Regions from separate parts of the Homo sapiens genome. Here region 1 is linked to region 2. Evidence: chromatin loops called from intact Hi-C (ENCODE). Cell type or tissue: dorsolateral prefrontal cortex. All regions are shown on one strand. Links, peaks and the distances in the headings refer to the core of each region. The heading gives the core; the rest is flanking DNA. Region 1 has its middle 540 kb from the start of MIR4790. Region 2 overlaps GRM7-AS3 (GRM7 antisense RNA 3).

Region 1 (8,350 bases), core at 136-8,135, 1.0 Mb before region 2:
AGTGAAAATTGAGTATCACTGTATTTGGAATTTAGGGAAGGAGACACAGAAAGGTGATAGAAGAGAGATACACCCTCATCTACCAAATAGGAAGTCAAAAGGCCATGCCTAAAATAAATTCATTTAAAGTCAGCAATTTACATAGAAGTTTAAGATCTGTAAATTTCAGAGGAACTAATTAAGAATATTTGAAGTTATTGCATCTGGTGACGAGTTGGGGGTTAATAGGGAAATGTTAGACAACTTTGCTACTTCTTACATGTCTGTTAATACTGTTTGACTTTTAAAACTGTGTATATATATTACTTTGAAAAAATAAAGAAGTTTAAACATTTCCAATAAAGGACGGGTGCGGTGGATCATGCCTGTAATCCCAGCACTTTGGGAGGCCGAGGCAGGCAGATCACGAGGTCAGGAGATCGAGACCATCCTGGCTAACAAGGTGAAACCCCGTCTCTACTAAAAATACAAAAATTAGCCAGGCATGGTGGCAGGCGCCTGTAGTTCCAGCTACTCGGGAGCTGAGGCAGGAGAATGGCATGAACCCGGGAGTCGGAGCTTGCAGTGAGCTGAGATTGCGCCACTGCAGGGCCACTGCACTCCAGCCTGGGCAACGGAGCAAGACTTCGTCTCAAAAAAAAAAAAAAATGTCCAATAAGTTTTACTGATTTTAGTCTTTTACATATGAAAAGAATTATTGGAAGTAGAAGGCATCTAGGAGAATAACAGGGGCAACATCTGTCCTTTGATAGATGAGAAACCTACGACATGATATAGCTGTGTGTAGCAGTGGAGTTCTCCAAACACAGTCACTGTCAAGACTGTGGTTCTTTGCATGTCTAAATTAGTTTCTGCTCCAAATGAAGTCTCAACCATCCTTGTAAAAATGTAAGAATGTGGTCATGGCAATTCAACATGAATGCAATGCTGACTTCTTGGCATTGTGTCAAAAATGGTAAATTAAACATATTAAAAACAAGGCAGGCAGTGTTGTCTCAGTGATTAGCCATGGTAACTGTTAGGAATTAGACTGAAATCTGGATGCAGGAGAGGAAAAGTGTTTATGTATTTCAATGAGAGGGAAAGTGGAACACACTGTGTATAGGCTGAATTGAAAGAATACTAATGGGAGTGACAGTAATGAGATTATATGTATTATAAGCACTGACAATTATACTCTCATTACTAAAATACACAAAGGGAATGAACACAATTATGTAGCAGATACCATGGGACAATGAACTTATTATACCCATTTGCAGTGTAGTCTATAAAAGTTTGCTGCTATAGTTTATGCTTTATGGGAGCAAAATCAAGTGTTTCCCCTCTTATACCTTTATAAGGTGGGCTCCTTATATGACACTCCATTGCCACTGGTTCCATTACAAAAGGGTTATGGCCAAAGCACACTTTATCTATGAGGACCAGCACTTCGTCTAACGTGATGTGTTTCTCCAGCATTGCAGAATCTAGCAGTGCCGATTAATTCCAGGATGCCGGATCAGCATTGGATGACCTTCCAGAGATAATGCCCAAATATGTTGGAGATGGGGGGAAGGGCAGTGCATACCAGACTGTGCTAATTTATTTTCATTGAAATGATTTACTGCAATACATTGGTTCACAATAATAAACAAAAGTAGAAAAGTTGTTACGAAGCACTTACTATATGATAGTTATTATGTAAGCACTTTATGTATAGTATTTATAATTGATACATTTAGAACTAGAAAATAGATTATTCATTTGGAACTGTGACCATCAGGAAAATATTTCTGTTCACTTCATGCAAGATATGGCTTAATATATATGAAAATGGGATCTAATTAAAGAGCTTCTGCACAGCAAAAGAAACTGTCGTTAGAGCGAACAGGCAACCTACAGAATTGGAGAAAATTTTTGCAATCTATCCATCTGACAAAGGGCTAATATCCAGAATCTACAAAGAATGCAAACAAATTTACAAGAAAAAAACAACCCCATCAAAAAATGGGTGAAGGATATGAACAGACACTTCTCAAAAGAAGACATTAACGCAGCCAACAAACATATGAAAAAATGCTCATCATCACTGGTCATTAGAGAAATGCAAATCAAAACCACAATGAGATACTATCTCATGCCAGTTAGAATGGTGATCATTAAAAATTCAGGAAACAACAGACGCTGGAGAGGATGTGGAGAAATAGAAATGCTTTTACATTGTTGGCGCAAGTATGAATTAGTTCAAACATTGTGGAAGACAGTGTGGCCATTCCTCAAGGATCTAGAACCAGAAATACCATTTGACCCAGCAATCCCATTACTGGATATATAGCCAAAGGATTATAAATCATTCCACTATAAAGAAACATGCACACATATGTTTTCTTCCTATAAACTGGAGTAGGTATGATTTTGGGGAGCAGCAGTAATTTGGGATCATAGAGAAGGTGAAAAATCAAGTCATTTTGGGTCAGAAGTGATATGCGTCCTGGTTACTGCGTTTGTCCCTCTAAAGCAGCTATCTCTGCCTTGATTTAGGCCCCTGTGAATGGGATCACCCAGGCTTTCTTGCCATCTGGTTTCCGATGGGAAGCACTGGCAGAAGATTGGAAGGCAGGAGGAGAGAGAGGTTGGGATATGCTGCTTTAATAGACATTATAAGACCTTCCAGGTCTATAGTTTCCCTGAGGAGACAGTCTCCATGGTTGCGTCCCTCACTGGATTTTAGTAACATTATTTCCTCCCCTTGTTAAGGTCACCCAGTGACTTCCCAGTCTCAGCCCTGGGAGCTCTTCTAGTTTTTGTGTAGCTCATTATCTTTCGTTTTTTTTCCTTTAGCCGTGGCCATAATTCTCTGTTGTCTTTTCCTTAAAATCTTTCATTTGAGCCATCTGTATTGCATGTTTTTCCTTATGGGACTCTGATTTATGCAACATATATGATTTAAAGTAAAGAGCATGGTTTTCTTGTCTGTCTCAGTCTTGGCTTGTATGATGGTGTCTAGAGTGGCACACCCAAATTGTGAACCATAGCAAACCTCAGAATGGCTTTCTGGGATAACCACTTAAAAAGAAGATCTCTTGGGGTGTATAAATTCTGGTATGTCTGTTACGGTTTTTATTTATTTTTTAAAATTTATTGTAACTCTTCACATTTAGTAAAAAACTTAAAGAATACCTTGTGTAATATTTGATTTAGAAAATGGTTTTCTGTATCTGGACACAAAATGTGTCCCCCATAAGTTCATGTGTTGGAAACTTAATCCCTCTGCCTGCATGAATGGATTGATGTTGCTATCACTGGAGTGGGTTTGTTACTGAAGTAGTGGCTTTGTTATAAGAGCAAGTGCTCTCTTGCTCTCTGGCTCTTGCCCCCTGGCCATGTGATGATTTCTTCTATGTTATGACACAGCAAGAAGGCCCTCACAAGATGCTGGTGAAACACTGTTGGACCTTCCAGCCTCCAGAACAGTAAACTAAATAAACTTCTTTACTTTATACATTATTAAGTCTGTGTTATTCTGTCATAGCAACAGAAAACAGACTAAGACAAATGGCATGGCACATTTTGTAATGGAAACCATATTAGACAAAGAATAGAGGCCCGAATTTCATTTCTTGCTGTCTGATGTTAGGCTAGCCCCATGAGCTCTCTGGTCCCCTTTGCTTCCTTTTTTAAATCTGTGAAAGGAGACACTGGGTTGTTTTCCTAGTCCTATGTTTTTGTGATGTTGCACTTTTGTCTCTAGTGTAAGAATGTTTATATTCACATGTTTGGGTGTTGTTTGTCTTTGCTTTATATTTACAGGCTGTTTTTTTAGGTCTAGGTAGCAAGTCTCTCATGCAGGAATAAAAAGAGAAGCTGACCAGCCTAGCAGAGCATCATATACTATGAATCCTCTGAAGGTTGTGACAGGAACTCATAGCATATATGGACATTCCCTTATTTTGCAGGCCTTTGGGGAAGTATTTAAATCACATAGCATTCAGTGCCTCTGGTAGCTGCAGATGGGATACCAAAACAAGTTCCACTGGAAGCACGTGGCTCATTTTCAACCGTGTTCAGCATTGAAGACAATCTGTTCCTCTTCTCTGCCTGCTCAGTTCCCCCTCCAGGCTCCAGGCTCCAGGCTCCCCTCCCTCCCTCTGCAGTTATTTCCCAGGCACGACTAGAGGGAGCTCCAGACTAAATTGCTTTGTACTCTTGCATCTATGTATGTGTCAGATGAGATCAGATTCAAACCAGTTTCCATTCTCTACAGTGCTGATTCAAATCAAATCAAAATATCTGTTCCTTGGGAAATGATTGGAAGTACACTTACATGACTGTGTCCCCTAATGGTCCTGTCATCCAGTCCCGAGGGCAAGGATACAAGGGGAGTTGATGAATCAGAATTACTTTCCCGATGAATCTTTTCCTGTGCCTCTGCTTCCAGGTTGGTCTACGAGACATCTCAAAATCAAGAAGGGGAACATGGGTCTTACCTGGAATTCTGACTTTCTCCAGTCTTTGTCTTTCAAACTGTATAAAACTGTAGGAATTCCTCATGTTCTCTGTCATTTTGCTACCTAGTAAAGGAAAATTGTCTTTGAGGAATTTCTACTCAAAACCATGAAACTATAGATTTTTGTTTGTCAGTGCTGGACACTTTAACGTCCTCTTTATCTATCTTTGTGCTTTATTTTGCTACAATCTCCTTAAGCAATAATATTTTTTCTTTTTAGAAAATTGAAGTAATTGAGCTATGTTGGGTTCTTCTGAAATCCACAGGGTGTCTCTCTTTCTCTGGAAGAAAAAAAAACAAAAAAAAAAAAAGAGAAGGTTTACCTAAACCTTGTTCTCTTTCCTTTATTCTATTTTCACACAAATAGCGTATTTATTTATTTATTCATTTTTTTTTACACACACCTTTTTAGATACTAAGAAAACTTTGGTACGAAATCTCTTCTTACAATAGTCAGTCGAGACAAAACGTTAGTTTGTTTTCCCCTGATCTTTTGAGATCATTTTCCAGGGAATGCACAGGAATAAATGCACAGGAATAAATGCACAGGAATAAATGCACAGGAATAAATGCACAGGAATAAATGCACAGGAATAAATGCACAGGAATAAATGCACAGGAATAAATGCACAGGAATAAATGCACAGGAATAAATGCACAGGAATAAATGTTGGCTTTGTTTGAGGACCTTTGTTCCTTCTCTCATACAGGGATGATGTCTCTTCCATGAATGAGGGGAAAGGTGTTTTTTAGCATTTTCTCTTGTCTCTACCACAAACCAGCTTGTTCTTTTTTTTTTTTTTAATTAATTTATTTATTTTTGAGACGGAGTCTCACTCTGTCGCCCAGGCTGGAGTGCAGTGGCGCGATCTCGGCTCACCGCCAGCTCCGCCTCCCGGGTTCACGCCATTCTCCTGCCTCAGCCTCCTGAGTAGCTGGGACTACACAAACCAGCTTGTTCTTAAAGAAAACAGAAGATGAAAGGGAAACAAGGCCAAGTAACATCTCTGCAGAGTTCCTCTGCTGTCTCATTCGCTGGGCAGGCTCATTCCTGATAGGTTCGCATGCTCACTAGTGTCCCATCCCATCACCTGGAGAAAATTTAAAAAATAAAAGAGAAAATGAAAGGATCATTCTTTTTGGTCATGGCCACTGGGATGACAAGTGAAATGCACAGAAACTATGTGTCCCTGCTGAGCAGGACAGTGAAATGTCTTGGAACAGAGATGGTTGGCAGGGGTCTGCCCAGGTGACAGCACTAGACAAGAGGACCAGGATACATATTACTTGACTGTTCATATAAATGTAATATAATCATATGAAGTGGGGATTTAGGAGAAAATAAAATACTTTCCTTGCACCTAATGCTAAGGATGATGTTTGCTATCAATAGGTGCATCAAGACTGGACAGCAGGAATCATGCTGGACAGTAACCCTGCACCTGGTTTCTACCCTCAGAAATTTTCTATCCTTTCTGGAGTGAGTTAAGAAAAGAGTTACTTTGCTGGTTCTCATTTGGACAGCTGTTTGTTTGTCTGCCCAGTATCCAATCTCCTTTTTAATGTTAAGGGGGAAACACTTTACGTTTTGAGAGGACTGTCAGTCAGGGTGCCCTCCCTCTCCTGGACAAGGAGTAAACATGCAAACCAAGCTCTGTTCGGAGTTTGATCCCTGAAGAGTAACTCAAAGAAAGAAGATAATTGATCTTGATTCTTCCTACTGGCTGACTGCGAAGGGAGTGTCCAGTGTACCTGATTTTCCTGAACTGCCTTGCGTCAGAGCCTTTCCAAAGCTTGGTTCTGACATTCTGTTGGACTCTACGACCTACTAAAAATCCTTTCAATAACTTAAATGGCCCCAAGTTAATTTTTGTGGCTTACTTTCCCTTTCCCCCAAGGATTAACTGCTCTATTCATCTTTTTAAACATTTCTTTAGCCCACCTTACATATTGCTTTCTAAACAATCCTACTCCATTGCTGAGACATCCTTGTTAAAAATCGTCAATGCTTTCAGTTCCGCACTGGTCTGTGTCTGAATTCTTCAGCTGGACTTCTTATACTTTTCAAAAGCTATCTCTACTTTCCTTCAAATTAGAAAGGAGGAGTCAAATGATATAGGCAGTCATTAGAATGGGAACTGGAGAAATAACATTGGGGAACTGGCAATGGGTGTCTCAGTGTTTTTCCTCTAAAAATGTGGATGCAAAAGTAAATAAGATGTAAGACCCTTTCTCTTACGTTCTATGCTTCAAATCTTGTCCCATCTTGATTTTTCCTATTGACATGCAATGGGAATATAGCAACTTGGGGCAGAGAGGAACATATATATCTGGCTGCCAGTCTTTGGGCCTCTGCACAGCAAAAATTTTAGTCTATGAAAATCTGAGTGTCAAATCAGTGTCTGTGCAGGGAAAGCACAACCATTGCCCGTAAGTACTAGTCATTCTACCATTTGACAATCTTTGGATATGTTCGAGCTTGCTGTCCCAACACTACATTCATCATCTCTCAGTGATTTTGCTCAGATGTTCCTAACTTCAAGTTTTATGCCTTTCTGTGCTTTCTTCATCCACATATTGTATGCTCTCCCTCTCCATTGGTTTGAGACCTGTTCTGGGAGTTAGTTGGTCCAATGGAAGAGGCCAGGAGAGATCTATTGCTTGCTTGGATGAAAAGGTGGTTTAAGTGTTTGTGACTTTCGTTGTTGAACTAGAAACACCATTCTTCAAGGGAAAGTAAGTGATCATGTTTCAGTGTCTAACTTTGGCATCTTTTTCTAATGGCTCAATGTCAAGTTCATGCTAAAGTCTTTGCTTTCTGGGTTTTATTTTATTAAATCTTACCACATTTTTTTTTTCTTTGTGGTCCATTAAACTATCATTCCTGGACCTGGGAAATCATTTAAAATTATCTGTGCAGTAAGAGAGTAAAAATGCATCAGTTGGATTTGAGCTATTTTCATGAGAAATCTGTCAGTCACAGTGATGGACAGGAAGTATATTTCTTCCAAATAAATTTCTCCCTCACTTTCACCTTGTGCTTTTCATTTGTTTCAGCCTTCTGATGGCTGGCAGGAACTTCAGTTTTTATATAGGAATGGCTCTGTGTTGGGTGCAAAAATTCCTCTTTCTCATTCTCTTTTCCATGTAAAAACATTGAAATTTATTATTTTTCTGTTGTCAAATTGCATGATCTATTAACTGAAAATATGAGTACTGATTTTTCTTCCCTGAGGTGCTTGTGGATAAAGTGTAGTTTACACTTGAGGTTATGTTAACAGAGCTTGCTGCCAACTGACCTCTCCATTCAATGCAAAGTTAGGCATGCAATGAGGAAAGATTTACTCATCCTTTCCAGTAGGTCATTTGGGTTGAGTCATCCATTCATTATTTTTCATTCTTTAAACAAATATCTACTGAGTGTCTACCATATGTCAGACACTGCAGTAGGCATTGGGTATATGACTGGTGAACATAATAAGGATCAGTTTCTACCTTCTTTGAACTCGATGGGAGAATATTAAATAATCACATATTAGTTATTTATTGGTATATAAAAATTATGCCCAAACTTACCAGCTTAAAACAACGAACATCTATTATCATTCAGTTTCTGAGGGTCACGAAACTGGGCATAGCTTAGCTGAGTGGTTTTGATTCAGAGATTATTTTGAGAATGTAATCAAGCTGTAGGCCAGGGCTGCAGTTTCTGAAAACTTGACTAGGATTAGATTATGCACTTCCAAGCTCACGCATGTGGTGGCTGGCAGGAAGCTTAAGTCCCTCACCATGTGTGTCTCTCCATGGTTGCTCACGATATACCTTCCCTCAGAGAAAGTGATGAGAGACAGAGGTCAAGAA
Region 2 (8,350 bases), core at 109-8,108:
TCATAGTCATCAATACAAAATTTGCAAGAAGTTTCCTAGAGAACTCATAAACCATTTGACAAAAATCAGTATCAAGTCAAGAGAGAAATATTCTGGTCATTTCTTTTTAGGTATGTTTCTTTTATTTTATTAGATACTTAATTCTCTTGCATGAATTTTTTTGGATAGTACGCGATAGGATTCCCATACACATCCCGTAGAAGATATATTGCTTAGGACCATGCAATTTAGATGTTTGTTATAATTTTTTTCAGATTACATTTTTTGTTCCAGAGAAGTAAAGGGAAGAAATGAAGACCAGCAGGTTGCATACAACACAGAAAAGATCTGATGAAAATTCTACTATGGCCTGTTTATTTAGAAACAGATTGGCCGGATAATGCTAATACTAATCACTGTCGTGGCTAAAATTTATTAAACACTCTCTCTGCTATGCATTTCAACATACACCCCTAAGAGGTTGGTACTAAATTTTCCATTTTAAAGATACGGAAAAAGATACATGATAAGTTTAAGTAACCTGTTCAGCTAGTAAGTGGCAGAGCTAGGTTACAAACCCAGGTGATCTTATTCCAGATCAGAAGATCTGGACCAAAAGAATTGGAAACAAGTCTGTCCTTCGTCTACTGTAACTCTTATTGAATATCATATGGGGATGATAAGTTAATAAACAAGTAGGCAAAATTATACTTATGTTGTGAACTGTGTGGACTTAAGGATTCGGTAGACTGGACTGTCACTTATATGATTAGAAATTTGGGTGGGACAATTAAGTTTACTCCCTTGAGACTAAGGATCTTCCATTATAAAACAGAATGGACTAGATTATGTAATCTCTAAAGTACTTTGTCACTAGTTCAAAAATACTCCAAAGGACTCTGGAGGCCAAGGTGGGAGGATTACTTGAGGCCAGGAGATGGAAACCGTGTCTCTAAAAACGTTAGCTGGGCATGGTGGCTCGTGCATGTAGTCCTACATTATGTAAACTCCAAAGTTCTTTCTTGCTAGCTCAAAAGTATTTCAAAGGACTCAGGAGGCTGAGGCAGAAGGATTGCCTGAGCCCAGGGTTCAAGGCTTCAGTGAGCTGTGATTGTGCCACTGCGCTCCAGCCTAGGCATCAGAGCAAGGCCCTATCTCTGGAAAAAAACAAAAAACAAACGAACAAAACACGCCAGAGCAAAATGTCTTAGTGTTCAATCATTCTTTACACTTGTTTTATTTATTTTTAATTTTTATTTTTTGTGGGTACATAGTAAGTGTTTATGTTTATGGGGTATATGGGATATTTCAATAAAGGCATACAGTGTGTAATAATCACATCAGGGTAAATGGAGTATCCATCACCTCAAGCATTTATCCTTTGTGTTACAAACAATCCAGTCATACTCTTGTAGTTATTTTTAAACGTACAATTACATTATTCTTTATGCCTGTTTAAGATGCATTCTGAATGCGTAGAACTAAAGTCATTCTTTGATACAGCAGTGTGAAATAGGAACTATAAAGAGTCGCTCTTATAGATGGAATGTGCTTCTGTGTTCTCTGTTTAGAAACACAGGAATAAAAATTTGGAATCTCTTCTGTTTGGATCTCACATGGTAGACCAAATGCCAGAAGGATAAATTAAATATTACTTAGTAGGGGGCAAGGACAATATAGATAATTTGTTCTAGTAAAACAGTCTTTACTTCTCTTTCATGAAGTGGGCAAAGAGATGAGTGTCACAGAACATGAATGGGGACAGCTACAGCAAAAGGTCAGATTTATCCTGTGAGAGAATCTTCCATGTGTTGGGCACCAGTGGAGCCACATTTTTATAAATGGAACCACGCGAATTTAAAATAGAGAGCAACTTAAATATATCAAAATACTTTTACTTTATATATAACATTTGAATAAAAAAATCTCTCAAGCAAAAATATAGTTAGAATTTTGTAATTTGAAAACTGGTGAGTCAAGTCCACTGGAAGCTAGCTGGCTTTACCCTTCACATGGTGAAACCACTTTAGCTGGTCAAAAGAAATAACCAACGAAATTATGGAGTTGGCAAAAAGATCAGTAGTTGCCAAGGGTTTTGGGGAGGAGGGATAAATAGGTGGAGCACTGAGGATTTTTAGGGCAATGAAACTACTCTGTATAATACTACAGCAGTGAATTTATGTAATTATACATTTGTCCAAACTCATAGAATGTACAACGCCAAGGGTGAACCCTAGTATAAACTACGGACTCTGGTGATAATGATGTTATCAACGTAGGTTTATTAATTATAACAAAGGCACCACTCTGGGCAGGGTGGTGTTGATAGTGGGGGAGGGTATGCAAGTGTAGTGGCAGAGGATATACAGGAAATCTCTGTACCTTTATCTCAATTTTACTCTGAACCTAAAATTGCTCTAAAAAATAAAGTCTTAAAAAATACCCATCTTGCTGCCCCATGATTGGTTCTGATTTGTTTGACATTGTCCCGACCACATCCCCCTTTCATAAAGTAGCAGTCTTATGTCTCATTTAATCACAACAGGAGCCTCTGACCATGTCTAGGCATTTTCCTATAAATATAACATGACATTGTTTCCATGTAACAGTAAAAATATTAGAGTCTGTAAAGAAAAATGTGTTTGAACTTATATGTGATGTCATGAAGTTTATGTGTGTAGATATTAACAGGCAGAACTGTTTCTTTTGAGTCTTCTGTAAGACCTCATTTAGCTTTCAAATAAGTACCTCGAAAGCCAAAAATCTTACAGATGAAAAATGAGCTATGATGTGGATTATTTTTTAGACATAATGGTGAAGAAGCATGTTCATGATCACATAAAAGTGTTGGTAAGAAAGAAATTCTGTAACAAAATTACTGTATAGTTCAATCTATCAGAAACTATTCTTTGAAGGATGTCATTTATCAAAGTACAGATGCTGCTCTAAAAACTACATTGGCCTTTAAACATCACTAATTAGAAAGGAAGTAGAGCTTCAATTTGCAATTTTTTTAATCTTCAATACTATTGACATCAAAAAAATCATTCAGAATGCTCATAAAAATTGCTTTCCATGTTTCTTATGACTAAAAAGATTTTTTCTGAAATGAATTAATCCTCATTCCCTGACACATTTGCCAGCATTCTGAGATGAAAAGAAAAAAACATTATTATGCACCCTTCCTGAGAGAGCAGTAGGGGCAGGAGCTGAGTTCAAAATTATTCATTTCTGCTTCAAATCTTTCTTGAAATCTTTTCCGTGGCTGTGATGTGCAAGAAATAGCTGGAGAATTTTTATCTCCACCCCCTCAAGTAACACAAATCATCTGCTCCCCCTTTTACAAACATGAAAGAGGAAAACTGTCCATGATGATTTGCAGAGAGTGGGTGTGTGTGAGATCTGCTATTTCCATGGCTGGTTCAGAAGCTGATGTCACGATTACTTCCTACACAGCAATGTGGGAAACCACATTAGCAGCAGGAATCCCAGTTGGCAGAATTGCCAATTGTACCTGATAAATAGACAGTTATTTGGAGGAGGAATCCTCTGGACACCTTAGAAAAGTCAGTCAACATTTCATTTAGAAATTAGAAGCTCCTAGAATGGGATGATGTATTTCAAAATCTTTAAGAAGTACAGTGTGGTACAACAATAAATGATTATTTTTATAGTGTTTGTCATCATCATTATTACATTACTATAGCTGTATGCAAGTCTTTCAATAGACACATAAATGTTTCTCCCAAAGCAAGGGTTTTGGTGATCAGGAATGAAACTTAATATAAAAACTAAATTAAATTGAACTTTTTAGAAATTGCCTTGAGAAAACCTGGGGTGGGAAATAAGGACTTGAAACTAGACTGGAAGATAATCTTGGATTCCGAGGGGACCCAAGATGATTGGGAGCATGACTTTGGCAGGAAGTCATTTTAACATCATGGCATTGAGACATAAATGCCCACCTGAAATAGCTGGTAATATGGGGACTGAAGTACTCATGTTAGTGTGACAGCAGCAGGGTCACTGGATTGAATAACTCCAGGGGGCACCATTCATCCATTCCTTTATTCCAGGAAGTGTTATGGAATACAAGGTATTACACAGAAGCAGCAATTTGGAAAGACCATCTTGAGAGATTCTTCATAAAAACAGAACCCCAGTCTATAAGGTACACATTGAGATCAGTGTCACTCTGTCCATGCTCTCATCCCACTTCTGTGTAGATGTCTTCTCCCATTTGCTATTGTGTTAAGACATCAGAATGGATCTTCCAAGGTGCTAATCTCTCTCCACCCCTGCAGAGGCTTATTGTTTCTTCTGAGAAAGTTGGCTGGTTATCCTGATGCAGCCAATTGATCTGTTGTAATAATAAATGCCCACTAAATTCAATTGCCAGGTTATCATTTATGGGTTTCAGTTCCTGCTCCATGGTTCTCTTGGAGGTCTAGGACTGAGCAAGACCTGAACTTGGTAGTTACCCATGTTCCAAATATAGTGTCTCTCAAACTTTGTCTTGACTGAACATTCCTTTGTTCAAAGAAATACTTACAGAGATGCCCAGTAAATGAAATAGAGAAGCTATGAATGCTGACTTTGGGAGCCTTTCCTGCTCATTGTCAATACCCACATGTTGACTTCACTTGTTCCACAGCAGCCACTGCGGGAATTCCATTAACTATCTAGAACTCTTTCATAGCCAGTGCTAATAACACTACTTAAACAAAAGCTGTTTCATTGTCTTTAACTGAATTTCTTGGGGTCTATTATCAACATTATTTGGAAATGTTCCCTTCTCCACTCTAGAAATGAGCTGTGTTTCTAACTGATAATTTAAAACTAGCACTCCATCTCCATCAACTTAGAAATTAAATAAATTATTAAAAAAAATAAAATTAGCACTGCAGTATTTATCTGTACCTACGGAACTGTATTATTCAGGATCCTTTGGTTGCAGAAAACCCAACTCATTCTGACCTAAAGAGGCTCTATTGGCTTAGAGGTAGACATAGATTGAAAGACTTAGAGGTGGCTCTGGATTCAAGCACAGCTTGCCTTCAGAGGGAAGAGAATATGCAAGATTCTATCTCTCTTTCTCACTCTTTTCCTGTTATTCACCTCAATTTAACTGATATTGGCTTTATTTATGGGCAGGCTTTCTTCACGTGATAGTCCCTAAGAAGTCTTTCCTGTGATTTTCTTTCCAAGTAATACCTACAGAATTTTTGTAACTATGATTCATTTGACCAGTTGTTTTTTAATTAATAGACTTTATTTTTTAGAGCCCTTTTAGGTTTATCAAAAAATTGAGCAGTGAATACTGACAGTTCCCAAAGATTCTCAACCCCTCCATACACAGTTTTCCCTATTAACATCTTGCATTGATGTGGTACGTTTATTACAGCTGATGAACCAGTATTGATATAGCATTATAAACTAAAGTCCATAGTTTATATTAGAGTTCACCTTCTGTGTTGTAGAGTTTGTAAGTGTTTTGACAAATATGTAATGTCATTTATTCACCATTACAGTATCGTACAGAATACTGTTCTAAAATTTCTGTCCTCCACCTATTCAGCATTTCCTCCCTCCTGCCAAACTCCTGGCCACTAGTGATATTTTTACTGTCTCTCGAGTTTTCCTTTTTCCTGAATGTCATATAGTTGGAATCATACAATGTTTCATCTTCACAGATTGGCTTCTTTCACCTAGCAATATGTACTTAAAGTTCCTTTCCGTGTGGCTTGAGGGCTTGCTCACTTGTTTTTATCACTGGGTGTTATTGTGTTGCATGGATATACCACAGTTTGTTTTCTCATTCACCTATCGAAGGATATCCTGAATGCTTCCGAGTTTGGGCAATTACGAATAAGTCACTGGAAATGCTTGTGTGCAGGTTTGTGTGGACATAAGTTTTCAAATCATTTGGAGAAGTACCAACAAGAGTAATTGCTGGATCATATGGTAATACTATGTTTAGCTTCCTAAGGATCTGCAAGACTGTCTCCAAAAATGGCCATACCTTTTTTCATTTCTATCTAAATGAATGAGTTGCTCTTACTCCACATCCTGGCCAGCATTTGTCCTTTTCAGTGTTTGGGATTGTACCGTTCTAATAGTGGTATCTCATTGTTGTTTTAATTTGCAATACCCTAATGAGACTGGACTGGTTTTAGTTGGTGTCCATTCTTGAATCAAGCTCTGTAGTCTAGGGGATGGAATATAGCGATCAATCAGTTATGCATCTTGGGCTTTTTATTTAAGCCCAGGCCAAAAGGATAGTTTGTGATTTACAGATAACAAATTCACAACTGAAAAGTGATTCACAGTTAAGAAAGACAAGTGGATGCCATACTGATAATACATCAGGAATTCACAAAATAAATACATAAACAAAACCTTCTGACAAAATGTAATATTAGAGTGTTCATATTTATATCATTCTCAGGTGAAAACCACATGGTGTCTTTCAAGGGTCAAGGAAAGAGGTGGTGTACATATGAAGTGTGGGAGTTGCAACAAGTGGTAGTGGGAAGGCTGGGCTCCATTTCAACAATTTTTTAAAAAGTAGAATAAAATACATTTGTTTTCAGTATTAATTCTCCATTGTACACATTGATTCATGAGTATGTATAACTTCTCTCTGTATAAAACATATCACACAGTGTAAATGAAATAAACAATCCACTAGAGGTCTTTTACAATTTAAATTAAGCTATTATTCAATGTAATTACTAGTCTGAACGTTTTGAAGTTTTTCAAAATAAGAACTGTGGAGGTTGTTTATTCTACAAGATAGTTCATTGCACAATTATGAATGATCAGCAAAACTCTGTGAGTTGATGATCATAGGGTATGTTTTAGTTGAGAACATATTTTTGGCAATGAATACACAATGCCTATTAATTAAATCAAAGAGATATTTTATATATGTTGATTCAATAAATGTTCTTTTGAAAAGAATACATTGGCCAAGTAATAGGTAGCCACTCTAAATGCAATTGGTAAATTTGAATCTTACAGCAGGAAAGGAAGTATGGGTTAAATGTTCGTAAATATTGGCACAAATTAGTGATGTTACTTGGGGAGAGAAGAAGAGAGTTGGCGTAAACATTTCACAGTTTTATAATGGTATTTGTCCAATGATTGATTTAGTCTTGTGATTGATCATTAGCAAAAGTGTAAACCATATGGCAACTGACATTTATAAATGTGCTTTTATCAGTCAGTTTTACCCATTGAGAACAGCAATTTAAAGATTCAACACTTTGTAAGTATATTAACAGTATTCTGGAGAATTTATTGAGTAATAGTGTTGGAAAGATTCTGTGTAGAATCTTTATAGAATCATGAAAGAATAGTATTGGAAAAGAATTTAAACTGGTGATAGACTATGTTTACTTCATTCAAAAACCTGTGTTTATTTCATCCAAAGTTCTGATAATGTCAGAAGTTAGTGATTTCTGGAAATGCACTGGAAATAAATAAAAGAAAATGAGAAAAATGTACTTCATTCTTAGAGGATATGAATTTTAAATACCATGTGAAAAAATAGATCTGACCAAAATCAAATGGCCACAAAGTGAATGGGTTTGCTAAAGAGAGGAAAATCCTAAATATTTATACAAATTTCATCAGTCTCTGCCTTTGTTTTCTAATTTCTATACATTATTATATAGAGAAATTTTTCTAATGTATTACATTTATAGAATTTTAGAAAGTAACTGATGTAGCTACCAGTCCCACTAAAACTAGCAATAGTAGCTGTAGGTTTAATCAGTCGGCCTTTGTGTTTAAAATGAGACAAATTATTTTTGCCACCGTAACAGCAAATATAAGACAAAGTACAACATTCTCTGATTATAAATTGGAGAACTTGGTTAGAAGTTCACTCCTGCTTATCAGTTGACTTAGGATATCATTTAACTATGATTTAAGTTATCATTTAACTGTCAACTTTTAATAATGTTATGACAAAGTACATTTTCACTTTGATAACAATTGCTATTGTCATAATCATCTTCATCATCATCCACATTTTATTTCCATGATACTTCAAAATAGTCAAGTGTCACACTGCCCAAGAGAAGTATATCAAACATGGTGCCATATTTTGGTCAAAAATTGTTTTGAGGTCTGAATTTACAGAAGGAGAAATAAGAGAAGAATCTGGATTGAAATAAATCATTTTATAGATGTAACCTATTAAACACGCATTAATATACCAGAATAGTCATTTGGATCACTATGTTTTCTGGCAGATAGAGCACTTGAATGAAGATATACAAGTATGACTTAGTCATTAATTAATTTCCCAAAACCTACTTAATCCTTCTGGGACTTGTCTCAGCTATAGAACTAAGAGAACAAA

What was found. Peaks named below come from ENCODE experiments on the same cell type or tissue, not always from the same donor. Only the 100,000 strongest peaks of a DNase experiment are listed, where the experiment ranks them.
Region 1: a loop joins it to region 2, with 8 times the contacts of the local background. A loop is called at or near these places in 5 of 110 quality-filtered maps.

Annotation. Positions count from the first base shown.
Region 1 is chr3:5,783,917-5,792,266 of GRCh38, forward strand. No RefSeq gene overlaps it. Among named protein-coding and RNA genes, the nearest start is that of MIR4790, 540 kb to the left of the region's middle. In dorsolateral prefrontal cortex, for the core only: CTCF peaks have their summits at 4,119 (motif pointing left) and 4,325; a DNase peak (open chromatin) is centred at 4,085; H3K4me3 peaks cover 696 bases; H3K27ac peaks cover 726 bases.
Region 2 is chr3:6,782,537-6,790,886 of GRCh38, forward strand. The region is part of intron 2 of GRM7-AS3 (GRM7 antisense RNA 3); the gene reads right to left. LOC105376943 (a long non-coding RNA gene) reads left to right here. Exons shown (of 3, transcript XR_940580.3): 3 at 255-1,719. Among named protein-coding and RNA genes, the nearest start is that of GRM7-AS3, 19 kb to the right of the region's middle. In dorsolateral prefrontal cortex, for the core only: no CTCF peak of the experiment used is centred there; no DNase peak of the experiment used is centred there.